2 separate regions of the Homo sapiens genome follow, and region 2 is linked to region 1. A link is a loop called in an ENCODE intact Hi-C map of the cell type or tissue named here. Cell type or tissue: right lobe of liver. All regions are shown on one strand. Each heading gives the region's core, and the rest is flanking DNA. Links, peaks and the distances in the headings are about the cores only. Region 1 overlaps LOC107983981 (a long non-coding RNA gene). Region 2 overlaps LOC107983981 (a long non-coding RNA gene).

Evidence for each region. A loop is a pair of places that touch in the nucleus more often than their neighbours do. Peaks named below come from ENCODE experiments on the same cell type or tissue, not always from the same donor. Only the 100,000 strongest peaks of a DNase experiment are listed, where the experiment ranks them.
Region 2: it touches region 1 in a loop (2.5-fold over the local background); 4 of 110 quality-filtered maps call a loop at or near these places.

The regions. Positions count from the first base shown.
Region 1 is chr15:53,190,662-53,206,187 of GRCh38, reverse strand. LOC107983981 (a long non-coding RNA gene) reads right to left here. Exons shown (of 6, transcript XR_932257.3): 5 at 12,345-12,560. Among named protein-coding and RNA genes, the nearest start is that of LINC02490, 82 kb to the right of the region's middle. RefSeq lists a silencer at 2,402-2,696 and an enhancer at 2,402-2,696. In right lobe of liver, for the core only: a CTCF peak has its summit at 8,677; a DNase peak (open chromatin) is centred at 8,637; H3K4me3 peaks cover 878 bases; H3K27ac peaks cover 444 bases.
Region 2 is chr15:53,063,238-53,078,763 of GRCh38, reverse strand. All of the region lies in intron 4 of LOC107983981 (a long non-coding RNA gene), which reads right to left. Among named protein-coding and RNA genes, the nearest start is that of LINC02490, 45 kb to the left of the region's middle. In right lobe of liver, for the core only: no CTCF peak of the experiment used is centred there; a DNase peak (open chromatin) is centred at 6,463.

The DNA.
Region 1 (15,526 bases), core at 4,569-12,568:
TGTAAAGCTAATACAGACTATATCCTCATCATCACCATTATTATCATAACTAATATTTATGTAGACTCTATTCCCAAATAAGGTCACATTTTGAGGTTCCGAGTACAGAGCAATTTGGAGGTATACTATTCAACCTGTTACATGATCATAAAAACAAAATAAAAATATAGTCATAAAAATAAAAACCCAAAGAAATATAAATCATTCTACTATAGAGACACATGCATATGTATGTTTATTGCAGCACTATTTACAGTAGCAAAGTCATGGAACTAACCCAAATGCCCATCAATGATAGACTGGATAAAGAAAATGTAGTACATATACACCATGGAATACTATGCAGCCATAAAAAGGAATGAGATTATGTCCTTTGCAGGGACATGGATGAAGCTAGAAGCCATCATCCTCAGCAAACTAACACAGGAAGAGAAAATCAAACACCGTATATTCTCACTCAAGTGGGAGTTGAACAATGAGAACACATGGACACGGGGAGGGGAACACCACACACCGGGGCCTGATGGGGGTGGCGGGGAAGGGGAAGGAGAGCATTAGACAAATAGCTAATGCACATAGGGCTGAAAACCTAGATAACGGGTTGATAGGTGCAGCAAACCACCATGGCACACGTATACCTATGTGTACATGGCACAGAACGTGTATGTAACAAACCTACACTTTCTGCACTTGTATGCCAAACTCAAAGTAAAATAAAAATATATTAAAAATAGAATAAAATCCCAAATGTATCTGTCTGATGAAAGATTGTCATTAGATGGGTCACAGACAATGTAGGTTTTACTTGGAGTAGCTATAGAACCTTTCCAAGGGCTACATTTTATTGACGAGGTCTGGCTCTCAAGTTTTTTAATCTTTGGATAGGTCTGTAGAGCTCCAGATAACTGGATAACTCAGGCTATGCAATGTGCTTTTTGTATAGTATCTTATTGAATCCATCTGACAACCCATGGAGGAAAATGTGGTTATTATTGTTTCCATTTACATATGAGAAAACTGACTCTTGAAGACATTCAAGGCCCCACAGAAAGAGAAGAGCTGAGACACGAATCCAGTTATCGCTAACACCCATTATTCTTCTAGAAAATCACACTTACATAAAATAAGATGCTCTCAAAGATTCTCTTTTTTAAAAATCTAACAACATTTAGCCTGGGCTCAATATAAATGCGACGCGATTTCTTATACCTTTTATACCTATGCCCATAATACAGCACACTCATAATTAATGTTTAAAATGATGAGCCAAATGTATTGAAAGTCTTTAGTTACCATCATAGCCCCTCTAATGTATTTCATAAACCACAGAAGTGGACATTTTGGCAAACTGTCCAAAAAGAAATAATACAAAAAGGGATTTTTTTTTTTGCTTAAATATTTACCAGAAGACCATATTTTTCTGCTTGGTTAATTGGATTGTTATTATATTTGTAAACCTAGATCTTTTCTCCAGAGAAGATGGGCAAACCGTTTTACATATGGAAGAAGGAAAGTCCATCCCACTCTCTTCCCTTCTCTGGCACCACGACACAACACACACTACTATTTTTGTGCATAGGACTGGCAGCATAGCCCCAAAGGGCTGTAACACTTTCATTTCCAAGACTTTTGTTTTGCTAACCTTGAAATGACCCACTATGTCTTTTTCAGGCAGCCACTCACCCTCATTTTAGCTGAAAGCAGCTTTTAGAGAAATAAAAGATAGAAACATGTGTTCGACATTTAACAAATATTTATTGAGTACCTATTACATAGAAACCTGCTTATAGTTTTGGATTTATTGACATATACATAAATATGTGACAAATGTAGAAATAAAAGTCATGTGAATCAAAACATGATAGATGTCCAGAGGAAGGTGTCGAGTGGGGGTGACCATGAGAAGCTTCATGGACGAAGGGCAATGAAGGGCTTAGTTCAGGAGGCTGTCTGTGATCTGGCTGTGTGAGAGATGGGGGAGCTTGGAGTGAGGGGATACAAGCCAAGAATAGGAAAAGAGGTTCCATGATATAGTTCCTCCCTGCAGTGAAAGGAACAATGAGTCCTATAATGCACTGGACAATGAGCTCCTGGAATGCAGGAAATTTGCCTTGGTAAAACTTCGTGTCTTCAGACCCTGGCATAAAGTAGCTGCTGAAAAATCTATACATGTGAATGTTCAATACATGAACCAATGAGTAAATAAATGGGCATTATGTTGCAAACAGAAAAGTAAATGAAAGATCCATCTCTCTTTCAAAAGCTAAAGGTAGAAGCAGTGGCCTTTGGAACTCAAGAAGAACCAGCCCCTAGCATTGTTTAAGAGGCTATGAAGCAGTAGTGGAGAGCTCTACGCCCTCTTCCTCACCAGTTTATCCTCAGTACCTTGCTATCCAAATGGGAGCTTCCCCCGAAACAATCTGGAGGTCAGAGGCCAGAGGGGAGTGCAGAAAGAAAGGAGCTATCTGGATAGCAAGGCCACAGAGAACACAGGGTGAGGAGAAGAGTGAGGGCTGCCTTGTCTGGCAAACTGCCTGGCTGTGGAAATCTGACCTGTGCAAAAAGAAAGCCTGACAGAACTTCTAAGTCAGTTTCCAAGAACAAATCTATTTTTAGATAACCGTTTCTTTCAGCAACAGACCTCCAGGTGCAGAGAAGTACTTAGAATTTGTCGCAACAAAACAAATATGGGGTTCTAAGGTTTATATTGTTTTATAATATTTTCTCTTTCACAAATGGAACTCTTAATATGGACACAAACCCCCTAAATCCATTGTCCGATGCATTAATTGGGGGTGAGGGAGAATGATTAATAAGAATAAATAAGAGCCTTATCTACTGAAGAAAACACCAGTGACTTGTTCTACACGCAGTGAAGTCAGTGATCCAGTTCATTCATTCACTTGGGATAGCCTCAGCTCACATCAGGCTCTGTAAATGCCCACACTACAGTTCTCAAAATACAGGTACTTCCAGGGAATTTCTGGGCTGTCAGCTCCTGAACCACCTGGCAATCAGGTGAGAAATCTCATGCAAGTCTGATGCCATTTCAAACTCAGTAAAAGCATGATAATAGATCATCACACAGTAAAGACAGCGGTGCTTTAGCTAGGATCAGGGACCCTGCATTCCACAAATAACTTGGGCCAGGGTAGGCAAAGGGCCTAGAGAGGGTTTGAGCACCCACTCCCAGCCCCAGACCACAAGGAGAGATTTCTGTCTGAAGATCTTTCATTCAAAAAAGTGTTCTTCCAACCCAAAGTTAAGATATTGGGAAAGGCAGCTGTGAGGTGAACAGAGCATAGACCAGCAGCCAGTGGACTCAGGGACTAATTCCAGCTTCACCGTTTCTCAGTAGAATGATGAGGAAGGAAATCAGCATCTGCTGGGAGCTACGCAACTTGCTAGGGGCTTTCCCATGCTTTATGTTCTCTAAGCATCAATTTTCCCATGCATAAAATGCAGATAGCAATGTTTCCTCTGCTTATTTCTCCGGGAGCTCTGTGAATTCTAAAGCAGCTTTGTACATCTAAAAAGATTATCTATGTGGTCTTTGAGGGATGTCTTTGTATATCTGGTCTGATACAAGCTGTGATGAAAGTGGATATGTCCTCCCAGCAAATATTAAATCATACTCGAGTAAGTACAGCCACGGAATCATTTCCACCATCATCTTTCCTAATGGGGAACACAATGACTTAAAGCATCAGCTGATGTAAAGACAGATTGAACTCACCATTATATACATGTATATATACTAAAAAGGTGAAGGCAGGATTAGAGAAGAGCTTGTGGCTGTTTTCTTTCTTCTTTACTTCCTTCCTTTGTCCTTTCGTTCTTTCTTTTTTTGTTCTCTGTAATCACCAATATCATAACCTAAGGGTGACTTAAACTTGTCCTTTCTCCTAGTCTCAATTCCAGTCCCACAGTAAATCTGAACTCTCATGGTGATGATGGTGGTGCTACCCTTTGGTGAACACTTACATGTCAAACCCATTGCCAAGTACTTTCCATACATCCTCCCATTTCCCCTCTCAACAACTCTCTGATGTAGTCACTATTATCCCCATTTTACAGAGGAGGAAAGTGAGAAAAAAAAAAAAAGATTTAGAAACTTGCCTAAGATCACAGAGCTACTATGTGCCAGAATGCAGGCCTATGTGACCAAAAACAACTGTGCCCTCACTCACCACACCATATGACCTCCAGAATTTCTGTTCTACCACTGAGTAGCTAAACTTCTGTTTCTGTTGATAAAACTACAACCCAAAGTGCCAGGTGACACACCAAGAACAGCTGTGACCATATTCAGCTGCATTTGCTGATGAATATGAGTCCTAGTTCTTCCTTCACAGACACCAGGGCTGGTAACTGCATGTTGACTTCTAATGCTGCACTTGTGTCCATTTTGACACAAACAGCATGTGTAGAAGGAGCACAAGGGAGGAGCAGGTAGCCACTCCATGTGCACTTCTAGCAGCACCCCAGCCCCAGCCATGCACTCTAACGAGGCCAAGTTTCTTCCCTGTGTCTTTCACATCGGACAGGGATTGCACATAGACTGTTCCTTCCTTGCCTAGAATCCCCTCTGTGGAGAATCTGAGGAAATGGCTGGAGCCCATGAGAAAATGTAGAAACACACAAGCAACAGAGATGAGCATTCACTGGAAGCAACAGAACCTGTGTGGAAATGAGTATGGCTCACTTCATCACATGTATGCTGGGCCAATTCAAGTGTTCTGAGCACCATTCAGCTAGTGTTTGAAATGAGTTCTAGGTCTTGCATCCCCCACATTTCTGCCTTCCTGAGCCCATGCCCGGAAAATGTGCTCAATGGCTTGCATGGACCTTACATTGACCACAATTTGTCACTTCCCCTTCTGCCAGCCCAATATGATCCCTGGCTTCTATATACACTGTTCAGTATAGTGACACTACACCAGAAGAAGAATAGGGAGCCCAGTTTTGTCCCAGCCTCCCTCCTCTCATTAACCTTGTGCCATTATCCAAAAGCAATTAACCTACCTGAATATAAGTTTCCATATCTGAGAAATGGGTATAAAGTTAACCGCCATGATTATTCCTATGCGCTCTGACATATAGTATTATTAATTTAAGTAAAGTTTTTGTTGTCCCAAATTTATCACCTTATTTTCTAGATATTGTCAATTCCAAATACCATTCTGAGAACATGATACTTAAAGCCATACATGCTTCCCCAAATATCCATGACCCACGCTTTTTTTTTTTTCCTTTTGACAGAGTCTCACTCTGTCACCCAGGATGGAGTGCAGTGTTGTGATCTCAGCTCACTCCAACCTTCCCCTCCCTCTCCTGCCTCAGCCTCCCAAGTAACAGGGATTATAGACACCTACCACCACGCCTGGATAATTTTTGTAGTTTTAGTAGAGACGGGGTTTCCCCATGTTGGCCAGGCTGGTCTGGAACCCCTGACCTCAAGTGATCTGCCCACCTCGGCCTCCCAAAGTGCTGGGATTACAGGCGTGAGCCACCACGCCCAGCCTCATGCTCATATTTTGAGTCCAATTGGACCAAACAAAAGCCAACCAACCAAGAGGATTGTCTACTCGACTGACACAAGGTTCTGAAAAGAATTATTTTGCTTCTGTAATACACTGAGTTTAAATTGTTTTCCCCTAAACATGTAATTCTCTGGAAATGGCGAAGAAATTGCTGCTTTTAAATCAAGTTTCATGATCAGATACTAGGTTTTGGATGTGATATTCATGAGACATCTGTAACAAGTGAGGTTACTTAAGGGATTTATAATAATTTGCTTTAAGATTTAAAAAGAAAAATATAAAAATACAGAACGACATGACAACTTTACATGCATGGACCATGTGCACCTAAAATTTACCTCTAAAGAACTAGTTAACCAAAAATCTTGCCATAAAAGCTGAAGCCCACATGCACAAAACAAAATGATTGCAAGAAAGCTCTAGATTTCGAGCCTAATTACATGTTTCTTGAAATAATACATGGTGCTGGCATGAATTTGCTATATTGATAAAAGAGATGTCATATTGCTTTATTTTTTAAATCAAATCTTGAATATAGCTCTAAGCCCCTAATCTCTATGGTGGAAAGGAAAAAAAAATCAGCCTCTATTATTCTTGGAGCACTTTCTTCAATCTCTCTAAGGAATTAGAAAAGAATATGGGGTGTTTGTGGCATCAGAAAACAGAAGCAGAGCTTCAACCCTGGCCCATCATCATCACCTCTGAATGTCATTGCCCAAAACCATGTAAGACAGTTAAAGGCAGTAGGATTTCCTTCCTCTGTACAAAGTGAGGACACCCAGATTGCTCACCACAAAAGCCATAGTGCTTAGAGTCTAATCATCATCACCATCCACCCACCTTCTAACATCAAGGTAGTACTCATTGGAAAGCCTGCCCCACTTGGATGTTGCATGCCAGTAGGGCATGACCATTTGCTACTCACCCCCCAACGCATACCCCTAATCACCCACACACATGGTCAAACTATTTCTTTCCCTTCACCTTTTGGAGCGCCTCTTCTTCTAGGACAATTCAACTTTACTTTCTGCAACGTAAGATTTGGTTACTGGACAGGAAATTATATCCTTCCTTGAATCTTCTCCAACAATGAGAATGAAATGGAGAATAATACTACTGCTGACTTCCTGTCATGTATGCAAATCCCCTAGCCTGGAATCTGGTACAGAAAAGAATGCTCAAAAAGTCCATTCCATCAACCATCATAGTTCCAGACACTATATATTTTTGGCACTGGGAATAAGACTCACATTCTATAGTGGAAGCAATTAAGAGAATAATTATAATTAAAAGGCTGTAAGATTCAGGCACCAACCAGTCAACAGAGGCTGGACACAACATTGAGTCCCAGAGGTCCCGTCTCTGATGGGCAAGTCTTAACTGCTGAGTTGCTGAAATTTGGGAAGACTAGGAGAGGGCTGGAGGAGGGAAATGGGAGGCATTCTTTGGGCCTGGGCTGTAGCTGTTTACTAGCCAGAACATAAACACTTTGATATTTTAACAACTGTGGGGCCACACCAGTGTATACCAGCTAACTATCAGTGCTGATCACATAACAAAAATATTGCAATATCAGAGGATGCTTCAGGAGCTCGGAGTACCTGGTTGGCACAGAAGCTTTTAATCTGGGATATTGCCAACTGGACAAATTCAAAGAGGGTTTTCAGGTAAGTGAACTACTTGGTCAAATGCACAGAGGCTAAAGAGAGCAGAGTTTTAACTGAGAAAGAAAAAGTAATCAGTAGTACCATCATTATTATTGATAGACACAAATTACCACCCTTGAGTGGGTAAGTGTCTATGTGGCTTTTCCAAAAGCCCAGAGTGCTCATCTTGTTGAGGCATTGGGCTCTGCCCTTACATTGGCACCTGCGTCCCAATATCTATGGTCTGCATCCTCAGCCCCTATCACAGGCCTTACCCCTGTGTAACTTTCCTGTTATCCCTACTCAGGCAGGAACATAGGTCCATCTCCTTCAACTGCTCACATCAGAGCAGCTTTCACACAAAAACAAGTCTTTCCCTGGCACCTTTATAAACAAGCACCTGCAGATGAGCTGGTCTCAAGGAAAAGTGATTCCAGGGGCTGCCAACCCAGGGAAGCGCCCACAGGTGATCCTGTGAATGCAGAAACACTTATCCATCAGTGATTGGGTGGCCAGCCAGTGGGGATGATCAAGACGATGAGAACACCACCATTTGGATCAATGTGGCCAGAAAGCGACGGTCAGAATGAGGGGAACATTGCTCAGTTTGGACAACTGGCTCACCTTTGAAGAGTAACTAACATCAAATAGGAATTCAGGTTGGTTATGAAGATGCCACAGAGTCCATTGAATTGACATTTTGCTGGCTGCAGCCAATACACATCGCCCCCCAAAACAAATGCACTCTGTTCTTTTTAACCAATTTAGATCTTTCGAGACTTCTATGAAGTGTTGTGTTGGCTTGATGGACACACTTTAAAGCAAACGTGTTCAGTGTTAAAGTTAAGACATGCTTTATAACTGGGCATAAACACTGAAAATGTCTGATCAAATCCCTTCCTTTTATGGAGCAACCACTCTGAAGCTCAGAGAAGTGGAGTGATTTGTCCAAAGTCACACAGCATTTAAGCAAGAGAGCCAGGGTGAAAATTGGAGTCTTTGGTCTCTAAATTCAGTGTCTTTTTTTTATTCTCAGGTGGCTTCCTTCAGTGTCAGATTAGAAGTCTAAAGAGGCATTCATCCTTTTTGCAGAGTAGAGACAACCTTGCCCCCACCAAGATATCCAGAGTGGACGCTCCCACCTAAATGAGGCAGGGCCAGTCAAATCCCAGAGCACCGGAGGCACAGAATCTGTGCCCTAAGCCTTAATGGGGACACCAATCTGGACTGCTACACGTTTAACTTTAATTTCACCATCACTCTCCAAAGCATTTTTGTCATAAGTACACACAAAAAGAGTACCCAGTGCTGCCTCGATGGGAAATTTCTGAAACAAGTGGAGACATTTCCGAGTCCCTCCTCAGACAGGGGGCGGAGAGAGGCCGCGTCGCCGCCTGTGCCAGGGCTTTGTGTGTGGGTTTGGGCGCCTGACAAACGCAGGGATGATCGACCGGTGGCTTCCTCCTGCAGAGCCACGTGCCAGCGCCTAGGGGGCGCTCTCGATGTGCTCAGCAGCCCCGGAGCCTCGCCGCTCCCAACAAAACCGAAATGACGCAGCGGAGCTTTTTTCTTTTTAATTCGCTTCAACATTTTAGGGGAAAGGAGAGACACAATTCTAAAGGGGGCTTTTTAAAAATTCGCCCTGCTTACTGAGACAGATAAATATTTTTAAATATATTATTGGGTTGCTTCTTCCCTGCCTCCCCGTAAAATCAAACTTTTTTTTAATCTGCCCTAAAAGTCAAGTGTATGTTTCACCCCTTTCTATGGCATATGGCAAGCTTTAATGATGCCAGAGTAACACTGTTTCCTGATTAAAATGGCTGGTTGAAAGGACCCGCTTTTATTCCTGCTACAACTTGCCATGTATCATAATGACCAGCTTTAAATCCATCAAAGTGGAGTACAGAGTGCGATCGCAAAGGTTCAGACATGGAAATCCAGTAAATTTTATCTGCTATTCAGCCAAGAGACGCTCCCGAGTAGAGCGCAGCCCTGCCGAGTTTAGATGATCAATTCTTCCTCAATTCCAATCATCCATCCAGGCCACGGACACGCATCTACCTCCGTCTCACATTCATTCCCAATATGCTTTCCTGAGGCTTGGGCAGGATATGCAGGGGCTTCCAGCCGCTTAAGGTGAAGAAGAACTTAGACATTATCATGTCTAAGAAGAAAAGAATCACAAAATTTTTAAAAGGCATAAAGAAACCCAAATAATTAATATTAAAAGATATTACTGAGAGACTTGCAAATATCTCGGCTACCAGATTTTTAAAGTAATTCTCTAGGTGTAAGGCAGGACTGATAAGAGATCGTTATTGCTAACACAAAAATGTTTCTGTGCATGTATTAATATGTGTGTACCTATATATAGATATATATCCTCCCACATCCAAAGAGGTCATTTTTTTAACGTGTATGTGTGCATACGTGAAAAATTCTGTGGAAGATTATCTTGCACACAAAGCAAATGGCCCTGCCCCCATTGTGCAAGAAGCAGATCCCCTGAGATTAGGGAAGAAGGAATTGCTTATGGTCAGCAGAGGCCGGGAGAACAATGGAGACCCCAGCTAAAGGCACAGCAGCAGCCTGCTAGGATGGGTGGGGGACTGACCACATGGCCATTGCAAACTAGATGGCATTGTCATTGTCACCAGAAGTGACTAAAAAGGGCTCAAATTAGCAATTGTTATGATTAGCAGGTGGTTTAAGAGATATGAGGCCCACGAAGTGACTCGGGCTGTGGGGGAGGGTGGGGTGGACACTAGAATGCATTTCAGTTTTTCCTATAGTGCAAAATAGAGAGGCTTAGAAGTGTTTCTTACTTGAATAAAAGAACTGCAAATTCTTTTAAGGAAAAAATTACGGAGATCCCTAAAATGCAAAGTATCCTCCAAGCCAAGAAAATGAAAATGTCCGGGTTCTTTAAAATAATTTTAAGTTATGATCCTATACAATCATTATAGATGAATTTTGATAAAAGTAGAAATTTAAATGCCATTAAATTACAATAGACAAGAAAAGTTGACAACTCTAGATTTTTTTAAAGGCAGCCTTACTCAGTGTGCGTTATTATAGTGCCTAAGAGATGTTTTAGACAAATGTAATAAAACACCTTTCTAACTGAAGAGTTTTTCACTTCTCAGTTCCTCAAAGAGTTCCTCACAAAACTGGTTACTTCTTATATAGATACAAAATACGTTTTTCATGTCTTGCCTCTCTATCTCATGAATCTCAGTACACAAGCAAACACTTCACAGCCTGCTTTTTTATTCTTTCTGTTTAAAAATCTTTGATAACAAATATTCACTGGTGAGCAATTTCCCCAGCAAGATGTCCCTAGGAATCTGTAGACAGAATTGTCAGGAATGGATAGTCTGGCTGCCTTTCTTCCTGTCACTGCCCACAGAGGTAGGCCCTACAGTGGATTCATGTTCAGGTAAATTTTTTACCAAATGGGCAGGATTTCTCTTTTGCAGTTGCCAGTAGCTGTAAGGCATGTGTAATAGAGACTGAAGACTGGATCAAACCATGAACTCATTTTCTCTAGGCCATGTTTCTGTTGGTCTGCAGCTCAAAGATGGCACCTACTTAGTGGAGTTAGCCAAAGATTCCCCACTGTATCAAAACTCATTCTGATCCATGCCTGGGAAGGAAGTGAAGGACTGATTTGTGCAAGGATGCTTTGGTGCGTAAGTCCAAAAAAACTTCATGGAACCAAAACCAAAACAAAAACCTGTTCAAGCAAAGGGATCTAGGGTGTAGAATCAACTCAGACTGAAGTCTGTCAAGATTAATAGATCTTATTGCACTGAAAATGTTAAGTGGGTTCCCAAGACAGGTAAAGTGGAGAATGAGGCAGTTACTTGGCAGTCCTGGTAATTTGTACCCCAAAAAAATCATACCTTTTAGAGTGTTACTAAATTACATTTGTTTTTCGTCGTTGTTGTTGTTGTTGTTTGCAAAACATAAATATATAAGTAAAATTATCATGGCTCTCTTTTTGTTCAAAGAAAACTTGAGCAATTTAATCCTATCTTTGGACTCAAATGATTCAGACATATGCCTTGCCAAGTGAAATTCCAGTAATTCAACATCTGTGATTTGGGACTCTTTCTTAGGTGTCAAAAGAAAGATTTCTTTTGTGTGTGTGTGTGTGTGTGTGTGTGTGTGTGTGTGTGTGTGTGTATGTGTGTACCATAATTTTACACAAATGTTCCCAAGACTAAAAAACTCATTATAAGTAAATGTACAAATACATGGGCTAGAAGTTATCTTCTCAAACCACAATGGAATATCTGCCTCATTCATTCATAACTCCACCTCACCTACACAACCTAAGTATCTGTCACATTTCTGACTAATTTCAGCAGATTTTGGAGGCAATCTACATCACTTACATACAACACATGTAGCAGCTTGCCTTTTCCATACAGCTATTCTGGTGGGCCCATATTTACTAAAGAATGGTTTGATTTCCTCCTGATTCATCTCAATCATGGCTTAAGAAAATTAGGTAGTCAAAGGACTCCAAGCTCGGTTCCTACTCTAAGTCATCTTATCTCTAATGAAATGAGGCCTGCCATAGCAAAATAGACCATCTAGCTCTTTGTGCCACCAGACCAAAAGGGGTTTTGTCCCCTGGATTATTGGAGAAATTATGGGCACTTGGACCTGCCCTTGATGATGTGCTTGGTGTGACCTCTGATATTTGTCCCCATCCTCTGTTGTATTGATTCCCATACAAATGGTCAAATTTGAACAAGCCTTTTAAAACACTAAATAATAGGCTGCTTGTATCCTGCAGGAAACTAGACCATTTAGCCACAATTGGAACTATTTTCCAGCAAAGTTGATGCATTTGTACCTCACCTGACTGAACAGAAATTAACCCCCATTCACGCCACTGACCCTACAAAACCCACTCACCCTGCTGCACTTGAACATATTTATTTTTATATGTTATTCACATATTGTTGCTATGCACTTATGTATTTAAGCAGTTGCATGCAGGCCACCAAGAGAGACTCAGTTATTTGTCCTTTTCATTAGTACTGTATTGGTGAGATGAATGTAACACAGGTTTCAGATAAGTGTAGTCTCTCTCATTACTGAAATCAAGAGGAATATTGTCTTTGATTGGATTACTCACGCTGTCAAGGTAAATCAGAAACATTATAGCAGGGAAAGCTCAAATGCCTGGTGACTTTTGTTGCTGACTTAAATGCACAGATGTTGGAAACAGATGCAAGCATGAGTGCTTCTTTCCCAAGATGTGTCTACAAATGTTTGCAGGATATAGTTACAGATGTGAAATCACTTATGTCCAAGGCATCTCTCAGTCCATTCTGCTTTTAGCATCAAAGATCTGTAAATAAAAGTATTCTTGTGTAAATAAAGGGCAAACTATTTCTATATTTAAAGTATATATTCTTATAATCATAGTATTTAAATAAAATTAACATGTGGTTCAAAAATTAAACAAAGAAATACATTGAAAAGAATAATATTGCTGTTTTGTTGCCAGTCACCTAACACACAGAAGTGTAACCATAATTATCCTGGCTTCGCTTTGTTGCAATATTCGATTACTGCTGCCAGAACCATTCAGTACCATGGACAGAGAAGGCACAAACTAAATAGCTAAGCAATGACTATGATACTTCAACTGGACACATCAAAGGAGAAAGAGGTAGTTCATGGCTAAAAAACACAATGAAAAAAATCTTTAACTTCCCAGGGTTAATAAATTGTTCATTTCACTAAGGACTTATGCTTACATTAAAATTATAAGTCTGTGGAAGATTTGCTGTATTGTGTTCTGCTATGGTTTGAATGTGTCCCCCCAAAATTCATGCGTTAGAAATTTAATCCCCAATGTAACACTGTTGAGAAGTGAGTCCTTTAAGAAGTGATTAGGTCATGAGGGCTGAGTCCTCATTGTCACAGGAGTGGGTGAGTTATAAAAGTGGCCGGGCACGGTGGCTCATGCCTGTAATCCCAGCACTTTGGGAGGCGGAGGCGGGCGGATCACGAGGTCAGGAGATCGAGACCATCCTGGCTGACAGGGTGAAACCCCGTCTCTACTAAAAATACAAAAATTAGCTGGGCGTGGTGGCGGGCGCCTGTAGTCCCAGCTACTCAGGAGGCTGAGGCAGGAAAATGCCGTGAACCCGGGAGGTGGAGGTTGCAGTGAGCCGAGATCGTGCCACTGCACTCCAGCCTGGGTGACAGAGCAAGATGTCGTCTCAAAAAAAAAAAAAAAAAGTGGCCATCTCTTGCTGTCTGTCTTGAGCACTTGGATCCATCTTCCATCTTCCACTCTTCTACCTTCTACCCTTCCACAGTGGAATGACCCTTGCCTCATACTGGTGCCATGCTCTTGGACCTCCCATCCCCCAAAGCCATGAGCCAAATAAACTTCTGTTCTTTATAAATCACCCAGTTTCAGGTATTCTGTTATAGCAACAGAAAATTAACTTTAAAATATGTCCCTAATTTTAAAATGTAAAATATTGTACATTTTAAATACCTGTTATGTTAATCACACCAAAATGTTCATTTTAACATGTAGCCTTGACAATAGCTCTAGAAGCAATAAAAGAATTTATGAACTTGCTAAGGAGTCTTTTCTGCTATTAATCTTCATTGCTACTTGGTCTTCATACATGTATAATACACATATAATACAGCCATATATACGCTAATAAGATACTTCTTTTTTTTTTTTTTTTTTTTTTTTGACACGTGGTCTCATTCTGTTGCCCAGACTGGAGTGTGGTGGTGCGATCTCAGCTCACTGCAACCTCCACCTCCTGGGTTCAAGCAATTGTCCTACCTCAGCCTCCTGAGTAGCTGGGACTACAGGTGTGCACCACCACGCCCCGCTAATTTTTGTATTTTTAGTAGAGACAGGGTTTCACCATGTTGGCCAGGCTGGTCTTGAACTCCTGACCTCAAGTGATCCTCCCGCCTTGGCCTCCCAAAGTGCTGGGATTACAGACATGAGCCACCATGTCCAGCCTGCTAAGAATATTCTTAAGGATAAATTTGTGTACTCAAGGAAAACCGCATGCCTAATTACTGATATTTACACATGAAAACATCAACCCAGCTTTTATTCTTTCTATGAAATGAACAGTAAAATAATTTTAACCAATTTGTGGAAATTTGAAAATAACTATTTTAGATATAAAACTTTAAAAAATCAAATTCAGACTTTAATTGAGCAAAATATTAAGGGAATTTATTAAATACTATAGTGTCAAGCATGACTTAAATATTGCTACAACTTTGAAGGAACTCAGAATCTAATGAAAAATAGATATGGGAAGGAAAAGGGAAAGAAACAAGCGTATGTTGAGTGCATGATATTTGCCAAACACTCAGTTATGAATTTTACATATATTATATTATTTTCATAGATATTGTTATGGCTATTTAAAAATACAAAGAAAGTGAAGTTCAGCAAGGCTAACTACTTTTTCCAGATAGCTCGGCTAAGAAGTTGTAGAAACAGAATTCAGGCCCAGATCTTCCTGATTCCAAAGCACATGATTTTGTTTCACTACTCAAGGCTTCCCCAGAAGAAGACTTGAACAATTATGAATGGCAAATGCAGGGAGACCTCATAAATCAGGTAGCATTTCAGCCCAAATTATTTTGCCAGTCATTTACAGAGAGCACCAGGCAAAGCTATTTCTTGAGATACTTTATATTTACAACAGGTTGATGAGCCCACGCTTGTAATTGCTATCTTGATTTTTCTTGCTGAGGGAAGGAATCTTGCTAATTTGAAAGGGTTATCCAAAACAAAACACAATGTCAAAGTCTTTTACACTTACATTTTTGGCAACAACCCCAATAGTATATTCCCACCCATCATATTAGAAAAGGCTATCAAAATGAGTTTGCATTTCCGGCTGCACAGAGAAGTTATGATAGAAATTGGCCTAGGGCTACTGAGTCACCTAATGACAGCAGCTTTAATTTAAAATATGTTGTGGGTAATAGAGCAAGTGGATAATCCACTTGTGGATAATTGAGGGTATATTTGTGCCCACATTTTAAGATCTAGGTATTTCATAGAGGTCCTCTAATATAAGATGTCATAAAATAACCTGTTCCCAATGCACTAGTATCCATTAAAATCAATAGAGTTTTGCAAGCCATGCATATGATACATAGTATGAAATGTAATTAGTATTGGAAAATTGCTGTAAAATCTCAAGCTCTTTGTACTTAAATGACCAAGATGTTTTCCACTGGGGCTCCTTTTTTAGAGCAACCTAGTGAATAGAGTCTGAAGGATTAAATAATAGGCGTCATGCCGGT
Region 2 (15,526 bases), core at 3,199-11,198, 130 kb after region 1:
CGTTCTATGAACATTCTATCCTGGTTCTAAAGATTATATTTGTTTATAAGGATACCTTTCCCATAAGAATGTGGGCTCCTTGAGATCAGGGACTAAGTCTTATTTACCTCTTCAATGCCTCATCCCTGGACCATGATGAATGAAGGCATCGTTTACACTTCAGAGAAGTCCATACCAAGCCTAAGATGAAAAGATAAAACTCGTGCTTCCTTCGTTAATCAACTTCTCTTAATTTTGCTTATAACAATATGAAGTCTCACCTCTCCATGTAAGTCAGTCCAGAACTAAGAAGATTGGTTATGCATTCCTTTTTGCTAGGGAAGTAGAATGGGACCCTTTATAAAGAGAATACCCAGCTACAGGAACTGTTACATGGCCTCTGACATCACCAAATGCCAAACCTAAAGGGGCACTAGAGGTAATGTCCTCCAACACTTTATTTTTAAAATGAAGAGCCTAGGGCCCAGAGAGTTAACATGACTCATGATTTTACAGTGTTATGATGCTTGAACACGAATCATGTGTGTGGATTCCCAGGGATGTACTTTACCAATGACTGGGCATTCCTCTGCCTCCATGATGGTGTGACCCAACATAGAGTGACCACTTAGCCAGCAAGTTTTAAATTGACCTGAGGAACAATCCCTGGGCAGACATAATCCCACCTCTACTCTACTTACAGCCAGGGAAGTAAAGATACCACACTTTTTCCCCTCCAGAAAAATGGGTCTGGAGTCAAGGCAGGCTTCCTCCTTCTACCACTGACCTAGGAGCAAGAAAACCTACTTGAGTTATGGCTCTATTGTCTTATTTGGTCCCTAGTTTCTACACCTGGAAAATTAGGCAGTTAAGTTTTGGCCACTGGTTTTCAAACTGGATTTTCCAGAGCCCTTGAGTTTCATGGAAGTGCCTTGGGTCCCACTTGGGGTGAGAGAAAGGAGGCCCAGTCAGGGTCCCAGCCTTTCCCATCTATTTTTAACATTTTGTTCATTTTTCAAATTTGGGCATTTAAAATTTTCCAACTCATTTTTTAATCAAATATCATAATATCCCCACTGCTTTGGAAATGTTTTAATTATTTAACTCTTCTTTATGGCTCAAATCTAATTTATCAGCAGAAATGTAGCAAAAGGAATGGTTCCAGTGCTTCCAACCACTAGATTGCATAATGATGCTGTGTCCAGGTAAGATTTTAAACCTGCAACACAAAGTCATAAGAATTCTTCGAGGTGCACAAAACTGATCCCTAAACCTGAATAAATCCTGAATATGGATAATAATGCTTTAAAGTCTACGTATAATATTGTAATATTATCTACATGATGCAAAAACATATCAATATGTAAAACCCCAATGAATTGAAATTTTAATGCTTTGTTCACACAGTCATTTTAACCAATTTGTTACTTTGTTCAATGTGTTTTCGAGTAATCTATTTTTTTTTTTTACCAAATTGTCTGCTTCAGGAGAGCCATGGAGTCTTTGGCTTCCCGCCCTAGAGAAAAGCTCACGTGGAGAGTTGAGCCAGGACTCAAGGCTTCCTTCTCCCTTACAATTCTCACTCCATCACTAAGAAGCCATCAAGATAGCCAGGTTTAGCCTGTGTGTTACCTTAGTTCGTACATGCATGCATGCATGCATTCAGGGACTTGAATGGGTCAGATGTTTAGGTACAGAGTTGAAGAAGGCAAGGTCTTTGCTCTACAAACACACAGGCACATAAATAATTAAAATATCCTGTGATAAGTGCTAGTAGAAATATATTCTACCAGGGCCTATAGGTGAAGGAAATAGTATGACATAAAGAGAGTCTAAAAAGCCCAGAGGAGCAATTGTCTAAGACTTGCAGGCTGCATAAGAATTCACAGAGTGATGGGCAGTGCCCCAGCAGGATCAGATGAGGAGGGACATTATGTCTGCAGAAGAAAGGAAGAAAGGAGAGCTAGAAGGAATGTCAGGCAGACAGACAACCTGTTCAGAGGCATGAAAGGGCATGGTATTTCCAGGGAACCTCAAATAATTCAGAATGACAGGAGCATGGCTCCCATGGAGAGAGGAGGAATGAGAAGGATCCAGTAATAAGGTGAAAATGTGGTCAGCAGTCAGGTAAATGCAAAAGGTTCCTGACAAAGCCATGAAAGAGACTTTGTAAGAAGGCTAAATGGAGAGAAGGGAAGAGGTGGTTTGGAGAATTCTATTCCACAGAAGATGCAGGGCATACTAGAGAAATCCTTTAAAGATGGATGATTCTATATATCAAAATAAAAGATGTCACTGTGAAGTGTACAAGAATAAAAACCTAAACACAGTAGGTCACTCTGGAATCAGAGTTACGAATGACAGAAAGAAGAGCTGGGACTGAAGGAAAGGGCAGGAAATGTCAAGTCTGCGAATAGAGATCGTGAACTCCCTCCAGAAGACAGGGCCCAGAGTAGGTAACAAAATAACTCAAACTCTAAAATAAACTGACTATGCTCAGGGTGCTTTGCCAGCTGCTATCTTAGACATAATCAAGTGCTCCTCGACCTGCCCCAGGAAACATGATGATCCCAGAAAGAACAAGACAGTCAAACGCTGACTGTGGCTGGCTAAGGAAGGGGACTGAATCAGAAGCAAAGGCTAGAGTCCTTCTTTAGTGTTCCAGGAAAGAAAAAATAATCACAGATACTAAAGAGGGTCTCCACTTTTTAATGTTTCCCATTTAATCATTTCTTAGCCAGCAAAATGTCAAGAAACTTTCATTGCAAGGGAGGAGAATGCCAAAGGAAAGCAAAAACATAACCGAAAAGGGACAATCTTATGCATATCTTGTGAGGGGAAGGGGTCACCTACTGGCATAAATTCCAAAGCCAGAAAGGTCCCATTTCCTGGCTTCCCTGTGCAGCTGCCTCTCCCACAATACGTAAACACACACACACACACACACTCACACATACTGTTACTGATGCCTGAAATTCCCATAATTGACATTTCATTCCTTTTGCCTGAACTTAATGGGATCTATTTCAACAGTTAAAATGTAAACATCCTGAAGGAGAGAGGGGCACATAATAAATTTGACCTATCATTATATACATTATAAATGTATATCTAATTGTTTCTTAGGAAAAGCAGAGATGCATAGAAAGGAGGCTACTGGACAGATATGATCTCCCTATACTAATGGGATAAACACTTCTGTTCCAAGGAGGAAGAACTTCTCCGAGGGTGGCTGGTGGCTGAAGATGCAATGCAATGCCTTTGTGGTTGCCTTGGGATGCCCTTGTTCTTGTCTCTATGACAAGAATGATTGAGTGTCCTGATGGAAGTCAAATCTCCATGTAGTGAGCCCCAGCATATACAAGACATTGGGTCAGGAAATGCTGATGACATCAAGAAAGCAGGACCTATGCTCTTCAAGAGCTTGGTGTCTTGTTGTGAAGAGAAGACATTAATATCTCGAGGAAAATCCACTGGGCCAGGCAGTTAATGAAAATTGAGGGATGGAGACTTAAGCTGCAAGGTCAAGGAAGGAAGTATTCACTTCCATTGAGGATATGCCCCACTTCTCAAAGCTGTGCCAGCCTCAGCTTTAGGATTTGTAGCCTTCATTCAAGACCAGGAACTGAGTTTACCTAGAAAACAACCAGCAATATAGTTTCAAAAAAAATCTAAATGACTGTTTCCCTGGTCAGTTAACCTCATGAGAAAAAGTATGTGACAGATATACTCTGGAGAATTAAGCCAAGGATTGGAGATAGATGACAGCTAGACCAACAGACACATAGATAAATGCGGGGACAGGGTGGTGATCGACAGAAAGAGAGAGGGGCTATGGAAGGAAACACTGGAAAATACTTCCTTATCTTCTCTAACTGATAAAATAAGGCAGAACACATTTTCAAGTGTTCTTTCATTTCTGATTCTGACAATTATGAAATCACTAGCACAATTTGGGAGCTTTTCAATGAAAGCCTATTGAAGCATTTGTATCACTTATGGAGTTTTACAATGGTTTACTTTGATTTGTACTTGCTCTTTAATTTTGAGGACTGGGTTAATGATCTGTCTTGATGCTGTAAATACACACTTACTCTAGAACAGAGGTCTGTATATTTCAGAGGAAGTTTCCCCACATCATTAATAGTTGTGTTGAAATCTTGCCACAGACAAGGCTGTGGGGACTTGGTGTTGATTAGAGAAAGCTCTGGGCCAGGGATCAGAAGATCTTGTTAACAGTGTCTAATCCTTGCTCACCTCTACCTCAACCATCTCAAAGGTTTCTCTAAGTTCTGGTCTATGGCTCAATGGCTAATTTCTGATAATAATATAAATAGCAACTGTTTACTGAGCACTTACAATATGCTGAGTAGACGAGTTAAGCACTTAACACACGTTATCTCATTTAAGTCTCATAATGACCTCAGAAGTTCAGATTAGGAATCCAGTGCTCAGGAAGTGATGCCCAAGATCCCAAAGCCAGTAAGGGGCAAAACCAGAATTCAGACTGCAGCCGTTGTACATGACACTGCCTTCATAGACAGCAGATCAAATAACAGGGGCTGAATTGAGGCAAAGTGAGAAGCTACAGACAGAAAAGGCCTGCAGCTCTGCCCTAATCCACAGTCTCAAATTTTTTTTTTAAGTTTAAAAACACTTAATCAAATTATTATTTTTTAAGAGACAGGGTCTCATTATGTTGCCCAGGCTGGTCTCAAACTCCTGGGCTCAAGTGATCCTCCCCACTTAGCCTCCCAAAGTGTTAGGATTACAGGCGTGAGCCACTGCACCCAGGTTTGAACCTCTTTTATAAGGTCACTAATCCCATTCATGAGAGCTCTGACCTCATGCACAGTCTCAAATTTGACCTGCCCTAATGCTAACGAATATATGCAAATTAGAACGTCCTACAGACTTCTGTATAAGAATCATCAAAAGAAAATAATGCTACTTTTTTAAAAGAAAGAAAATAGATATACAGTACAGAAACTCAAGTTACCACCCTTGCAAGAGTCTTCTGTGATGTTAATAAAATAGTGATGCAGAGGAGCTTAAGTAAGTAAATAGATGAGTGAATTAACAAATGAAACTGGTGATGTGCTGGAGAAGAAGGAAAGAAATGTCACAAGTAGCAATAATATTACCAAAAATTAAATGGTTGGGTTGGACAGCACAACAATTGGTTCTCATTAATGGCCTCAACACTGTCTAGCCTTTGTGGCTCATGGTCACCTGGTTCCAACCCACCTTTCTGGTTTTCTCTATCTCTGAAGCACTGGATAAGCTTTTTTTTCACTCTAGTCCAATAAATTCACTATCCTTATCCTTTGTATTCTTTGCATTTTTGTTTTATTCATATATTTCCCCTAAGGAGCCTGTCTTTCCTCTTTTCACCCACAGTCAAAAACCCTACCTCCCTCCAAAGTCTGGCTGAAATCCTGTTCCTTCCCTGTCACACCAAGAATAGGGCAGTGGGGCTTCCAAGAGGCCTGCCAGTGGTTAGAGCAGTCAATGGAGTTGTTGACAGGCATGAATTGCTCTCACATTCACATGAGTGGTTTCTGTTAATTTTTGATGTTGGAGCAAATGAGGGCTATCCATGCAGACTCAGTATGTCTCACCAACTCATCTGGATTTAAAAGGCTTTCACATGTCCCTAATGAAATGTTGGTGTCTTGGTATCAGGCTGAACGTGAGCCAAGAGAGAGGGTGAACACACCATCAATGATAAAAACAGATTTTCCCTGCGCCAAGATGAGATCACTTAACCTTCCGCATCTTATACATTTTCCTCCAAAGATACCTTACATTTTCTCCATGCTGTTTCTGCCTCTGCTTGTGTTGGCTCCTCTGTGTGCAATGGCTTTGCCTTCTCTCCCAACTACTTTCTCTTCCTCTCTCTGGCTAAAGCCCTCTCATTCTTCAAGACACACTACTCGGGGATCACCCCTCCAGGAAGCCATCCATGACTCTCTCAGGGTCAAGTGAAACTTCTGCATGCTCCCACAATATATTATGTGCATCTCTATAACTGCCCTCACTATATGAATTTTTATTTATTTGTTTAGATATCTGACTTCCCCAATAACAGTTAGATGCAGCCATGCAAAGCTGCATCTCTTTCATTGTTATGTCTTTGCAGCCAGGAGAGGCCCTGGCACATAGTAGGATTTAATGATTTTGCTGAATAATTGAATGAAGGAAGGAAGGAAGGAATGGGCAAACAAATTATAGAGCTACCTGTCAGGCCAGAATATGTGGCCACTTTCTTCTAGGATGGAGCTCTCTAGACTAATGCTCTGAAGACAAGCCTTATCGTGTATAAACAAGAAGTCTGGCATAAAGCCACTTTAACAATCCGAGGAGGATGGAGCTGCAGAGGCAGCTGCCAGGAGACCTGAACCCAGGAGCTGTCCAGGGTACTGAGCTAGCTAGGCTGTTTCCATGCCTAACCCAAAACGGCTCTCTGCTCTGGCCATGTCTTGACTGCCACCTCAGCCTGACTCACACCTTGGAATCTGGCAAATAATCCCCACCCCTGCACCAGCTGTCTCTTCTCACTTGAGTCCTTCTTGCCACTGGCCACTCTCCAGATCAGTTACTGCCCTGACTCAACTGCTTGTGTTTACTTGCTCTAGGCTGGCTCCCTGCCTCAGGCTTTCCCTGATCTGATCACTAGCACCTGCTGAATCCTCTGCTATTCCATAATCCAAAAGCCAGTTCCCTAGCAAGTTTCTAATCATGCCTCTGAACTGCCTGTGCTGAACAGGAGGGCCACAGCCTCAGGCTGGACAAGATAAAGCTTGGGAGGGAGGAACTATCACACAGCTCAGAAATAGCAATCTCCTTGCAAAGGGAAGCCTCATGCTGCCCAAGGCAGAATGTGACATAGGTGGCTTCTGTAATACGCCATCTGCTATTTTCCATACCATCAACAGTAACATAGGGGGGCAGATAATGGAAGGGAGCTCAGCACTCCTGGACCAGGAGGGCAAAGGTAAAAAGAATCCAGATATTGTCATCCAGGTAGGACTTCTTGTCTCACATTCGCTGTGTGAGTCCAGGATGCATCTTGTGTATAGGACAAGGTTTAAATTGCATCTGCTGTCACAGCTATATATAGATAATTAATTAAAATAAAAAATGGATAAAATTAGAAGTTTGATAGAACTATTTTATTTCTTATCTCTTATTTGAACTGCCTACCACTTGAGCCAAAACACATTCAGTAGATTAAGGATCCTGAAAATTTTAATTCACAATAATTTAAATGTTCCAGGCTTTGTCTTAAGGACCATCTTAAACATTACTCACATGTTTCTCACTAGTCATAGTTTATTGCCTGATGTAACATAGCTTTCTATATATAATTTTTAAATAGTGCACCATGCTCCATCCTAGTGACGTTTTCCAAGTACCTTCCTTATTTACCATACTGCCTCTGCTGGGAATTCTCACTGACACAGAGTTCCCAAGCCTGTCTTCCCCACTCCCTCCCCATATCATAACCTCGTGCCAAATGGTTTGGTTATAGAACAGTAAAGACAACACCTCTCCTCTCTCCCCCACTGAAGTTGAAGCTCCACAAATGCTGGACCAATGAATCCCCAGGAACTGAAACACCCTTCAAAAGCATATTGCAAGACTACTTGTATTTCTTAGCCTCCTTGCTCTCACCCAGCCCTTAGATCTAGATCCAGCCATAACAAAAGTCCCCCACAGACAACCCTTCCCAGTTCAACAGTCCTCACTAACCATTGTAAGCACCCTTTGAACCAGGGCATTAGCCTTTCTCAGAAAAGTCCTTCTGCCATCCTAGAAGCCCTTTTTGTTAGGCTACCCTTCCCTTTTTCTATCTCATTGAGTGTATATATGTGTGATTGTATGTGCACATATGTATAAGTCAGCTAGGAACAACTACTGGTTTGCAGGTCAGAGAAGATAAGAGAATCCTACATCCTTAGCCTAAGGTCTTAATAGCCAGGTAATTGTGTACTCAGGGGCCAGCAAAATTTGCAGGTTTCTCTCCCTCTCCACTTAGCTTTGGAAGTGTAACAACCACTGAGTTCAAAGGACACCCTGGCCTCGGAGGACTTAAGGGGTGCCATTAGGAAGCTGATGACCTCAGCTGCTGTCAGAGCTGAAAATTGGCTGACTTGTGCCTCTTGGCCAGCCCCCCACATCTGTGAAAGAAACCAGTCATGCTTGAATCACTCCTCTTTTGTTTTCTTGGATTTTAATCTTTCCTCCAAGCCTAGAGGTGTTGATTAGGGTGTCAGAGAAAGGGAAGGAAAACATGATCTGTATCCCCTTGCTCACATCTCCACATCTCACTCTCATATTCCGCTATCAAACAAGCCAGCCAAGCCTTGCAGCTGGAATCAGGTACTTTCTATGTCTGGAGCCTATCACCCTCAAAACCTCAGTTCACCTGTATAAAGGTGTTGCTACTGAAAGCTAAGAATACTTCTAATCCAAAATTTAGAGCAGGGACAGCTCATTTTAAAGAGAACTGCTTTGCTTCACTGGATAATTCTGAGCATCCTCTCTTTCGTTACTACTCCTTCTGCAACCATAGGCCCCTGGTTCTCCCATGTAAACCACCCAGTGCTTCCTTCACCTGAATGGCCCAGCCCTCTGCTGAGCATTTCCTTACTACATCCACTATTCCTGCAGTGTCTAAACCCTCCTTTTCCCACCTCGTAAGCAGCCTCAGAAAACTTACTTCTGCCATAAGCCTTTTCAGGTGAATCTGAAAAGAGGCTGTATTCCCACAAGCCTGGTAGAGAAAGACGTCAGGACTCCAAAGCAGTGCCAGGACTTGGATCTGACATTAACTATGTGTGCCTCCTCCACAAGCACCTTAATGCCACCACCCACAAAATTACAGAAAGTCCTAAAGGCCTTTCCAACCCTGAAGCCCCAGGCCCCATAACACCACTCTAAATATGCGTTTCACCTTCACTATTCTACATATTTTAAAAACCTCCACCTCTAGTGCTCACACCAAGCATACATACCCTTTGCTTTATTTGTTCTTTTATTTGTATGGACTTTTAAAACTCTATAGTTACATATTTTAATAAATAATGTAAGTCATAAAATCAGGTTTTTGCATTTACATCTATATGATATTCAGGTGAATTCTGAATGTTTAGCCAAATAGTCTGTGTTTATGTGGAGCATGTTGATCTACAGAAATATGTGCATATTTTACCATCAATAAGCAAAACATGACTCCTTTGGAGGTTTTGCCATCAAGGAGACACATTCTGATTGAGCTTTGAACATCTGCCCACGCCAGTATTTCCTGCTGCTTAAATAACTTTGAATGGCAAATATTCTTGATGATGATGAATTATCCCTTTACCTCCAGAGAGGGCTCGGTTTTGAAAATCCATCAAGATCCTACCAAAAGGCAGAGCTTAACGTTTTTGTCATCTTTGTTTTCTAGGCCATCAAACTGAAATTTTCCAAGCTTTAATCTGTGATGTTAGCACATCCTAAAAATTGCCAATTTTTTCCATAAATGCAAAGCTTGTTTTTGCTAGTGAAAATTAAACAAGATAATAGGTAGCTAAGGCAGGAAAGCAAACTGAATAACAAGTAAAAAATGTTTAAAGGTGATATCTCTTTTAGATATCTAAAATTATATTTCTAGTTTTTCTTTATGTTATCCTTTCTTACTGACAGAGATACTAAGCAAATGATATTAATCAGAGCTATGTGTCAAATTAGCTACCAAGTTTGCTTTTAGAATTTGGAATTCATAACTCAGTTATAAAATCACTGTTGGCTTTTTCCACTACTCTGCCTTCTATCCCTGTAGGATAGGAAAAACCCAGGCAAGCATCCTGAAATTGCCAGGGGGTAGGTAGCAGAATGTGCTTCTGACCACTAAAATACTCTCATTGTTCACACACTAGCCACACCACTGAGCGTGTGACCTCTTTCCAACACTGACAAGTGAACATGAGCAGCCCTGCTGACTTTGATTGGTGGTTCACTGGGTCTCTGACCTTGAATGACATTGCCGGCAGATTTTGACTGACAGGCTGCAGCACTGCCGACCACCTCTAGTACACACGCCCACTCTTCAGAAAGTAGGCCTTATCTTTTCAAAAACACTCTTATGTTTTCAAAACATGGGCTAACATGCACCAAAATGTGACTGCGGTCATCAAACACAGTCTGGGAAAACAAAAACAAACAAAAAAAAAAAAAACGCATGATCTTTAACTTACAACCCTCAGATCCCACTGTAATTGACATATTCAGTGATATAGCTGGTCAGGCTTTGGCTGCATCTTTGTGAGGCCAAACATCAAAATTAAATTAGGGAAATTTAGACAGTCACAGAGATATGTTGTCTATAGGGCACCAAATATTCAGATACTTGGAGCTTCTGAATGGTTCTTGACATGCAGACACAAAACACTTGAATGACTGGTAAAAGGTTTTATTTTTCTTTAGATGCTTAGGAATACCGACAGGAAGCCTCAGTCCCTGCTCAAGACTCTGATTCTACATATGCCTGGGTAAGACAGAGGCTCATGGTGCCTTCGCACTCTTCTGGTGAAAAAACTATGCTGACTTTAACCTAGCACTCTATGTAGCCTCCAAATTTTCCCTTAATAAATAAGAATTTACTTTCAAATTAAAATGCCATACATTTTAATTTGTTTAAGAAACTGCTGCCTTCCTTTTAAAATAAAATCAAAATGCTCCAAAGTTAGCAACAAATGTAAAGCTCCCATACTCCTGTTACAGGAATATGGTACATTATACACCTGTGCTCAACTTTGGTTCCTCCAGAAATTCCACCAAAAGGAGAGTAAAAGAATTACAAACTTTCAAGTGTAAAGAAAACGGGAAGAAGACAATGGCAAGTGGGAGACAGCAAAAATTTTTGGAAGTTGGAAAGTTGGAAAAATTAACAGAGATAATTTGATGGCTAAATACCAAGAGAGAAGAATAAGAACTAAGCCAGTTCCACCAAGAGCATCTTGGAAAGGCCCGGGAATTAGAAACTCCTAGTGTCATGGAAGAAAGCGGAGTAAGAACTGAAAACAGGACAAGTGGATGAATGACAGTATAAGAGGTATTCAGATTCCCTGGCTCCCTCCGAAGCAGACAAGCAACCAGCCCTCTTTTATTCCCCCAAGAGGTTTACTCTATGGAAAAACAGACCAAAGAAAATCTAAACTTTTAATGCAGAAGTGAGCAAGAGTGCTGTAGTGAAAGCAGAGGAGAACAAGAAAAATTCTACACCCTGAACAGCAAACCCCAGCCTCCTTCTGCCAATCAGCTCAGATACTGCTGGCAGCCAGGCACGGAGCTCTCTGTCGCAGGTCAGGTTCTCTGGAAGATAAGCATAAAGTGAAGATTTGTGTGCAGAACGTGTATTCGAAGTGCTGTCTAGATCAACACCTGTGGAGGAGGGAAGGGAGCATGGCTGGGCAGAAAAGAAGGTGCTCCGGTGACAACAAAGGACTCAATGAATCTCAAAGGGAGCTCCGGAGCTAGGATGGTCCTTCAGAGTTGCCCATATTGAAGCGCGATGCCAGACCTTTGTATTCCCACACCAACCAGTCACTAAATGTAAGCTGCTGTCTTCAGCTAGAGGCAAACACCCTAGCAATGGGAGAAATGATTGATTTAGTCCTCAAGGAGTGAGGAGGAGATCTGGAGATGCAATTTGGGGATGAGCAGGATACTACTGCTGTCCTTGTCAAATTCCGCTTGTCAATAATCAGAATAAAAAATATAATCTAACAGGGAAGACAGGATGATAACTAAATAACTTTAATAAAGTAAGTTACATGCTCACCAAAGTTATGGGACCAAGGTTTAGTTCTGTGATTGGGGAAAAGAAAGTGTGGAGGTCCTGGAGTATTTTTCCATGTTGAAGATATATGAACTGGATGTGGAAGGATGCATTAAAGTGTATCCACTGGAGTAGACAGGGAAACCTGCACCAGATGGAAGGAAGAGTAAGCGAAGGAATGGATGTACAAAAAAATCGATTAAGTTCAGTGGGGTTAAGTACTGAAGAAGGAAGGGGTGAGGAGATAAGTCTCTAAGGAAGCCTTCAGTGGAATGAATTTCTCTGTGCAATAGGGAAGTACTGAAAGTTTTTAAGAAGAGAAAGAAACTAACAAATGCCATGTGTCCAGATTTTACTGTCAGTGATTATAGAAATGATTGGAACTGGGAATGACTCCACGTGAAACGTGAGTAGGAAGAAACTTTATGAAGTTCATGGGGGGCAGTATAAAAGGGTTTGGCATGCTGGAGATTCAGATAGGCCTGGGTTTTAATCCTCACACTGCTACTTACCAGCTAGGAAACCTTGCACGGATCACTTAACCACTCCAAACCTGCTTTTCATCTGCAAAATACGGGATACTAATACCTGTTTTAAGGGATTTTGGGAGCAAATAAATGAGATAATATATATAAAGTGCTTAGTACAGAACCTAGCACAGAGCAAGTGTTTATTAAATGAAATCTGATGGGTAGCAGCAACAATAGTTAGGTTCTGTGGGCTGGGATTACTCTACAGGCAGGAGAAATGAAAAGGAAGGCAAGGAGGACAGGCATGCTGCGAGAGAGACTTGTAAAGAAGAATCAAGAGAAGTTGGTTTTTAACTATGAAAAGGAAAAGAAATAGGTGCAGATTCAATGACATCTTCACAGTTTTACATGGAACAATGAAAACACCACTGCTAGAATTATGCACATTTAAGTGTTGGAAGTTTGGTACAATTTTGAGACATTTGATTTTAATATGGTCCAGATATTTAGTCAAACATTATTCTGGGTGTGTGTGGGGTGGGGGTAGGTGTGTGTGTTTTAGGTGATCAGCATTTGAATTGGTGGACTGAGTAAAGCAGATTCCTCTCCCCACTGTGGGTGAGCCTCATCCAATCAGTTGAATTCCTGAATAGAACAAAAAGGATGACCCTTCCACAAGTAGAATGAAACTCCTCCTGCCTGACTTCCTCGAGCTGGGACCTCAAAACATCCTGCCTTGGGACTCAAGTTGAAACTAGCCCTTTCAGAGTCTTGAGCCTTCCAGCCTTCAGTCTGGGACCACCCCATTGGCTACCCAAGTTCCAAGTGAGAAGAGAATTTCAGGGAGGGGCAAGTAAGAAATGTGCTAAGTGTCCATATAGCTAAATGAAAATGAGGGTCAATAAAAATCTTAGAATTGGGTGACCTTGATATAAAAAGTTGTAATAGATTAAAGAAACTGGATTGCTCCATAGGTGCTTTTATAAAATCTCTCACTCTAATACTTCAAATGTCATCAAATATTTTTAGACAATATCTTAGGGGAAGTTTGAAAGCAGAACAAATCACATAAAATTATCCTTGAAAACACAAGTGTAGGCAAATACTTGGAGAATATCATGGCTGGGGCCAATCCACCGCACAGTCCATTTCTCAGAACCAGGGATTTAGTCCTGGAAGGAATGGTCTTGGTTGTCTTTTTGTTCCCTGTGACTGCTGTAATGAATCACCATAAATTTAATGCACTAGAATTTATTCTCTCACAGTTCTGGACGCCATAAGCACTGGGCTGAAACCAAGGTATCAGCAGCCCTGCGCTTCCTCCAGAGGCTCTTGGGGAGAATCTGTTTTCCTGCCTTTTCCAGCATCTAGAGCTACCTACCTTGGCTCCAACCCCTTCCTCTGTCTTTAAAGCCAGTGGCCTAGCATCTTCTTTCTCTGATTCTTCTTCCCTCTGCTTCCTTTACGTGGCTTTCTTGGTGTGTGTGTGTGTGTGTGTGTGTGTGTGTGTGTGTGTGTGTGTAATCTCCCTCTTATGAGAATGCATGTGACTGCATCTAGAGCCCTCCTGGATTATCTCCCCATCTCAAGATCCTTAGGTTATCACACCTGCAAAGTCGTTTTCTGCCATGTAAGTTAACATTCACAGGCTCCAGGGATCAGGATGGGTATATCTTGTGGGAGACCGTTATCCAGCCTACCACAGTTAGTAACCTAAAGACTGTGTTGAAATATCCACCCTAACAACCCAGCAGCCCAGGTCCTAAACTCAAGCATCCAAACTCAAGGATTTGAAAGAGAAACACCCTAAAATGCAAGCCAAAACATAACCAGAAAAAAAAAGTGTAGGCACTTTAAAGAGAGAACAGGAGATAAGATCTCTTTAAGAAAGATAACCCACAGTTGTGGAAGGCCTGTCACTTAGCAAGAGCTGTGAGCCAATCAGATGCTCTGTCAGAAGGCAAAGCAGGAGAAAGCCTAATTGGATTGGCTGTCTTAATGGGCTAGAAGTCAAGTCAGAATGAAAACTATACTCAATTCAGCCAGCTGAAATTGGTTGTAAAAAGAATGCAATAAAATAGGTCAATTTTCTGAGACTGGTAAGAGGGTCCATACCCAAATGAACTGAATGCTTCTGTCTTTATGTGACTATTTGTCACCTTGTGACTATAGTCTTTAAACCATGCAGCGTGGGTGAATCGATCTTATTTTTTTTTTATTATACTTTAAGATTTAGGGTACATGTGCACAACATGCAGTTTTGTTACAAATGTATACATGTGCCATGTTGGTGTGCTGCACCCATTAACTCATGATTAACATTAGGTATATCTCCTAATGCTATCCCTCCCCCCTCCCCCTACCCCACAACAGGCCCTGGTGTGTGATGTTCCCCTTCCTGTGTCCATGTGTTCTCATTGTTCAATTCCCACCTATGAGTGAGAACATGCGGTGTTTGGTTTTTTGTCCTTCCGACAGTTTGCTGAGAATGATGGTTTCCAGCTTCATCCATGTCCCTACAAAGGACATGAACTCATCATTTTTTATGGCTGCATAGTATTCCATGGTGTATATGTGCCACATTTTCTTAATCCAGTTTATCATTGTTGCACGTTTGGGTTGGTTCCAAGTCTTTGCTATTGTGAATAGTGCCACAATAAACATACGTGTGCATGTGTCTTTATAGCAGCATGATTTATAATCCTTTGGGTATATACCCAGTAATGGGATGGCTGGGTCAAATGGTATTTCTAGTTCTAGATCCCTGAGGAATCGCCACACTGACTTCCACAATGGTTGAACTAGTTTACAGTCCCACCAACAGTGTAAAAGTGTTCCTATTTCTCCACATCCTCTCCAGCACCTGTTGTTTCCTGACTTTTTAGTGATCGCCATTCTAACTGGTGTGAGATGGTATCTCATTGTGGTTTTGATTGGCATTTCTCTGATGGCCAGTGATGATGAGCATTTCTTCATGTGTCTTTTGGCTGCATAAATGTCTTCTTTTGAGAAGTGTCTGTTCATATCCTTCACCCACTTGTTGACGGGGTTGTTTTTTTTTTCTTGTAAATTTGTTTGAGTTCATTGTAGATTCTGGATATTGGCCCTTTGTAAGATGAGTAGATTGCAAAAATTTTCTCCCATTCTATAGGTTGCCTGTTCACTCTGATGGTAGTTTCTTTTGCTGTGCAGAAGCTCTTTAGTTTGATTAGATCCCATTTGTCTATTTTGGCTTGTGTTGCCATTGCTT